Regions from separate parts of the Homo sapiens genome. Here region 1 is linked to region 2. A link is a loop called in an ENCODE intact Hi-C map of the cell type or tissue named here. Cell type or tissue: ascending aorta. All regions are shown on one strand. Links, peaks and the distances in the headings refer to the core of each region. The heading gives the core; the rest is flanking DNA. Region 1 has its middle 57 kb from the start of LINC02189. Region 2 has its middle 33 kb from the start of FOXL1.

Evidence for each region. Peaks named below come from ENCODE experiments on the same cell type or tissue, not always from the same donor. Only the 100,000 strongest peaks of a DNase experiment are listed, where the experiment ranks them.
Region 1: it touches region 2 in a loop (3-fold over the local background); 6 of 110 quality-filtered maps call a loop at or near these places.

The regions. Positions count from the first base shown.
Region 1 is chr16:86,663,231-86,666,101 of GRCh38, forward strand. No RefSeq gene overlaps it. Among named protein-coding and RNA genes, the nearest start is that of LINC02189, 57 kb to the right of the region's middle. RefSeq lists enhancers at 673-1,872, 1,649-1,778 and a silencer at 1,879-1,928. In ascending aorta, for the core only: no CTCF peak of the experiment used is centred there; DNase peaks (open chromatin) are centred at 1,421, 1,931 and 2,421; H3K27ac peaks cover 1,924 bases.
Region 2 is chr16:86,609,862-86,612,772 of GRCh38, forward strand. No RefSeq gene overlaps it. Among named protein-coding and RNA genes, the nearest start is that of FOXL1, 33 kb to the left of the region's middle. RefSeq lists enhancers at 54-553, 669-1,235. In ascending aorta, for the core only: no CTCF peak of the experiment used is centred there; a DNase peak (open chromatin) is centred at 1,820; H3K4me3 peaks cover 573 bases; H3K27ac peaks cover 2,099 bases.

The DNA of each region.
Region 1 (2,871 bases), core at 5-2,504, 53 kb after region 2:
AGACTGAGAATTTAAACTCATTTTTGAGTCCAAAGTCTGTGCTCTTAAAAATTGCATATGGATTCAGAAATCTGCGAAATTATTTTAAAGAAAATTAAACTGGAAAGCATCCTTTTCCTACCAATTTGAATGTAAAAACATCAGATGATTGAAGAAAGAGAAAACTGGACCCACATCATCTAGATTAGATGTGGACAATGCCCATATTCAGGAAAGGTTGCCAATCTTTCATTTTGGCTTTCATAAGATAGATACGACATTTTAAAATTTCTTGTTGTTTCTTTTTTTCTTTTTGTGTGTTTGCTTGTTTTGTATTTAAAAATCATTGTGCTAGGAGACGACCAATTTCAGTTCAGAATTCTGCCTCAAATACCCTGGCTAACATAGTTCTAGATTGTTAATGTGCAGGATTGTTAATGTTAATTCTGCAGGAAGAAGAAGCACAGTCGCTTTATCTGCACCAAGATCCTCATCTGGCATTGGGTCAAGATCACTGGGATGATTTCAAGACTGGTGTGAAAGTGTCATCTAGCCTTAGTCATTTACAATATGTTATTGCAAGCCCAGTGAAAACAACAACAACTAAATTTCACCCTAAAGCATGTTCCTGTGCCTGCAGATTAACCATATGGAATTCAAGAAGTAATTTAGAGCTGCCTCGTTTCAGAGGTGATGAGGATGATTTGTGTACGTCAGCGCCCATGCAAGAGTTCAGTACAGCTCTTGGACAAGTTTTCCCAACTTGTTTTGTTTTGCAACCTGGGACCTTGTTATTCCTTTGTTGGCTTAGTTCTGTTTTCACTGGATTTTGAAAGTGGCTGTTGTTTGGCAGCTTTTCACCTTCTGCTCATTGTGAAAGCCAACTTCAGACGCTGAGGTGCCCTCTAAGAAGACTTCCCTGTCAGGTTCACGGAGAAATTGATCACAGGGTGAGCCCCATCAACTCGTCATTTTCTCCCTGTGGTCTGGATTTTGACAGAAACCTTTGACTTTCTCCTGATGCATTTCTACCTTATTGACTCAGGGGAAAAGTACAGAACATATGAGTATTCCGAATGTTTCCAGAGCGATTATGCTCGCTGGCGAGTGATCCCTTCATGTTGCCACCACATGGAACGCCACCTGTTCCCCCGCCACGGCCTCTTTGGGGAAAACCAGGAAGGGGATGCAGACACGATGGACATTTCAACACAGCGAACTCAATTTCAAGAGAAAAGGGCCAAGGACCTTCCGCCCCTCCACGTTTGCCTCTTTATGTTTTTGATCCGTATTGGAGACCATCTGGCCACGTTTCTGTTCTCTGCTGCTTGTGGGTTGGTTGGCGTTGACTCTGGTCAGAAGGAGAACAGAAAAATCCTCAGGGAAAGTACAGGATGTGACAGAAAACTGAGCTGGTGAATCAGGGGTGGGCTGGTCCCCATTGTGTCAAAGTGCAAGAGTTCTAGAAGGTTGTGGGCAGGAAATGGCATTGCTGAGTCAGTGGGGAGGACTTTGCTCCATGACTCATCCCCCCACGACAGACACACCTTGGGGCACAGACACAGAGGAAACCAAGAAAAGCTTATAGCGGGGTTAATGGGAAAGCTTACTGAGTATTATTGAGTGGGAAACTCTCCCAAACCCCAGGGCATTTAAGGGAAAAAGATATCTAGAGATGCAGCCTTACGTGGGTTCCCTAGAAGTAGACCCTGAGACAAGGTTGCGTGTGAAAGGAAGTTACCAGGAAAGTTATCTGCAAAGACAGGTGGAAGAGGAACTGAGAGGAAAAAAGGCAGGAAGCCAAGCCAAGGTGAGGCTTCAAGCAAAGTCAGCTGAAGATGCCTTTGGCTCAGCCTCTAGGGAGGAAGTCACATCCCAGAGCCAGCCAATCAGAGCCAACAGTTGCAGTATTTGTACCCACAAGATCCCCCTGGGGGCTGTAAACTCCCAGGCACTGCTGGCTTTGCGTACTCTCAGGCAGAGTGCCTTCTGAGGGCAGCACCGGACAAAACGCCCCAGCACTGGCCGCCAGGCAGCTGGTGTCCAAACCGGGTCAGGCAAGAGGGCACAGGGGGGTGTTCGGGGCCAGCTCCCTCTGGGGTGTGAGCATTGCTTCCCAGCTACATGTGTGGAGACAACCATTAATTTAGTTTGATGTCAGCCATGTGGGAGTATTTACACCATGGAAATTGGCAAGTGCCATAATTCGGGGTTTTCTTTTTGAGAGCTCATTGTTAAACATTTACCAGCATGGCTGGAACACTGACAATGTTTGGTACAGACTCATGCAACTGACATTTCCTGAGCATTTCCTAGGTGCCAGGCACTGTTCTAAGCATTTTTATACATGTTAGCTCATTCGATCCTCACCATGACCCAAAAGAAAGAGTACTGTTTATCATCTCCATTTACAGATGAGGAGACCAAGGCACAGAGAGGCTAATGATTTAAAGAGACAGAACTGCCGCCAAGGCTGTCTAGCCCCAGAGTCTGTGCATGCTTTTTTTTTTTTTTGAGACAGAGTCTCGCTCTGTCACCAGGCTGGAGTGCCATGGCGCGACCTCGGCTCACTGCAACCTCTGCCTCCTGGGTTCAAGTGATTCTTCTGCCTCAGCCTCCCGAGTAGCTGGGACTGCAGGCACGTGCCACCAGGCCTGGCTAATTTTTGTATTTTTAGTAGAGACAGGGTTTCACCATATTGGCCAGGCTGGTCTCAAACTCCTGACCTTGTGATCCGCCCACCTTGGCCTCCCAAATTGCTGGGATTACAGGATGCATGCTTTAACAAGAGGAAAGTAAATGTGTACAGGTCATTCATTGCAGCACAACTTATAATTACCAAGTATTGGAAAGCACCAAAATGCCCACAACTAGGATATCCAATGGGATATC
Region 2 (2,911 bases), core at 265-2,764:
GGTGAGGTGGCTCTCCAGGGCTGCCAGGGTGGCCGTGAGGGTGGGGAGGACGCTGGGGCTTGTTATTGCTGGGTTTAAGGGGTGAGAAAGAGTGGGAAGTCTGGGATGTCCCCCAGGATTGGTGCCTTGGTGACGAGTTTCCTGGATGTGCCGCTCCACTCGCCAGTGTGTTTCCTGGGAAGCAAGGAGGAAGCAGTGATGTGCCACCTCCCATGAGGTTTTGCTATTTCCAGACTTAAACCTTTTTTTCTTTAGATTTTCATATTTAATTGTGGTAAAATACATGTAACAAAATTTACCATCTTAACCATTTCGAAGTGCACAGTTCAGGACCCACCATTCCTCTTTCTGTCTCTATGACTGTGACCACTTTAGAAAACTCAAAAAGGTGCAGTCTTTGTCTTTTTGTGTCTGCCTTACTTCACTCAGTATCACGTCCTCAGGGTTCATCCATGCCGTGGCCTGGGTCAGGATCTTCTTCCTTTTCCAAGGCTGGATAACACGCCACTGTAAGTATATGCCACATATTACTCCGTCCATCTGAGGGCATGTAGGCTGCTTCCACCTTCTGGCTAATCACACTGCTATGGACATGGGTGTCCAAATATCTGTTCAAGTCCCTGCTTTCAGTTCCTTCTTGTCTAGGAATTGCTGGATCCTAGGACCAGACTTCAATCTTTAAACCCCACAGGATGAATCTCTAATGACGAAACTCAGGAGTGAGATTGGCCTCAGGTGGCAGATGTCATAGGGGAGAAAGAGCTTTCCCAGCAGCCCTTCAGTCACCAGATGTGCGTCCCCAGGAGCAGAGCCTGGGGCAAGGATTTGGGTGCAAGGAGTTTATTTGCAAGGTGGCCCCAGGAAGTGCCCATATGGGAGTGGGGAAGGGAGGCAGGGAAGGGATGGAGCCAATAGGGGTGCATTAATGAGGGGGTCGCTGTGAGGGCACCTGGACTCAGCCCTACTGGGGACCTCGGGAGGTCACAGCACAGGCCTCAGCATTGTCCCATGCTGGGACAGGCTGCAGGAGCACGGACTGCCTCCGGCTTGTCAGCGGCTGAGGGCTGCTCTGGGGTGGGGTTGTGCTTCCCAGCCCTTCCTGGCAGGAACGAGGCCTCAGCACCCGTGGCCAGGAACATCCTCAGCAGGTCTCAGGAGCTTGTGGTGGGAAGCCATTGTTGTGGACAGGCAGTGGGAGAGGTGGCCAGCAAGCCCTGCCAGAGGCTCCCTGACTCTGGAGGCTCCAGCTGGAGTTGAGCTGCGTTCAAAGTTCACCAAGGTCAGGGGCCCTTCTGCTCTCAGCTCCCCTTCAACAGGCTGGAGTCCAGCACAGGGACCTCCTTTCGATGATCCGGAGGATTTAACCTGTGACAGTGGGCTGCAAAACCAACGTTCTGGAAAGACCATGGATTGCATTCATCCTGGGACCAGGAGGAGGAGATGCGTGCCCCTCTGCTCCTGCCATAGCCTCCCAGCACCCTGAGCCTGGGCTCAGCCTCAGGCTGTCTCACAGGGCACGGCCAGCTGCCACCCCATGATGCAAATGAGCAAACTCTACCTTCCTCACTTCACAGCTGAGTCGTCTGTGGCCAGGGTAGACGGGTGGTTCAGCCGGGGCCACGGTGCTCTCAGGAAGCAAGGACACCTCTTGAACCGAGGCCTCCTGCCTCCTGAGTACGGCCCTTTCCTGCAATGCTCAGGGCAGCAGCACAGCCCTTCTGTTGGCCTCGGGAGAAGCTTGGTGGTTGTTTAGTCTCCTGTAGTCTTCCGTGCCTGGAGACCAAGAGGCTAGGGCTCACCCTCTGGGCTGTGTGCGAGGATTTTGCAACTGTGGTGAGACACGATTTAACATTTTAGAGACAGAAATGGCCATCTGAAAAGGCTAAAATTATACGTTTTGGCCCCTTCTGTGACCTTTGGAAAGGCGCCCAGCTTCTGACAGTCTCTGATGCTGTTTGGGGGAGGAAATCTTATGTTGAAGAAAAGCATGTTGCTTTCATTCCATGTTGTAGCATCTGTTTTTGCATCTTTCATTTCAGAGCCCACACTCTATTTCAAAGCCTTTCTCACTACCTCTAAGAGGGACAGCCAAGGACATTCAGGTGGAATGAGCCCACACATTCTTTCCAGAAGGACATAAAGAGGAAAAAATTATTACTTTTACCTCCAAAATACCTTGCAAGAATATGCTTTCCTGCAGTGATTTGAAAAATCCTCCCAGTTAAGTTCTCTTATCAGGAAGGGATATTATCCCCTAGTAATCAGAGAGCAGAGACAGACGAGTTGTCCGATTTGCAGAATAAGCACTTTCAGGGGTTACTTGACTCTTAGGATACATCACTGCAGATCCCACTGCAAGTGCTAGTTAGAATCTTGGAATCCGAACCAGATGCAAGCACCTTTTCATCTGGGAATTAAAAACAAAATCAAAACCCTAGCACCACATTTTACAAAATGTAGTTGAATTCATTGCAAAAATTATTGTTAATGGGTTATTTGTAAGAATAACTATGGATACTGATTGGCTCTGCTTTTTCTGTACCGTTCTTTTGAAGATTCGTGTTATGTCAGATGTGAATACATACACCAGTGGTTTGAACTACTGGGTGACTCAAATCCGTGGAGGGAAACAACACCTGGTCTCCTGGAGCAGCTGGGTGACCTTGAATCACATTGTACGCTGGATGTGAGCCTCTTCACTTATACACGATTTGGACTAAATCATCCTTCTAGTTACTATTCAATAAGAAGAAAATAAGTGTCAATGACGCAGAGATTTATTCTATGATCGCTTAGTAATAAATTGACTCAGTATCATTTCTTTGTCTTCTGGCATCAGCACTGTGGCTTTCCATGGAGGTCACTGCTCCCCCACATTCAGTCCCTTTGGTTTGGATGGGGTTACTTTACT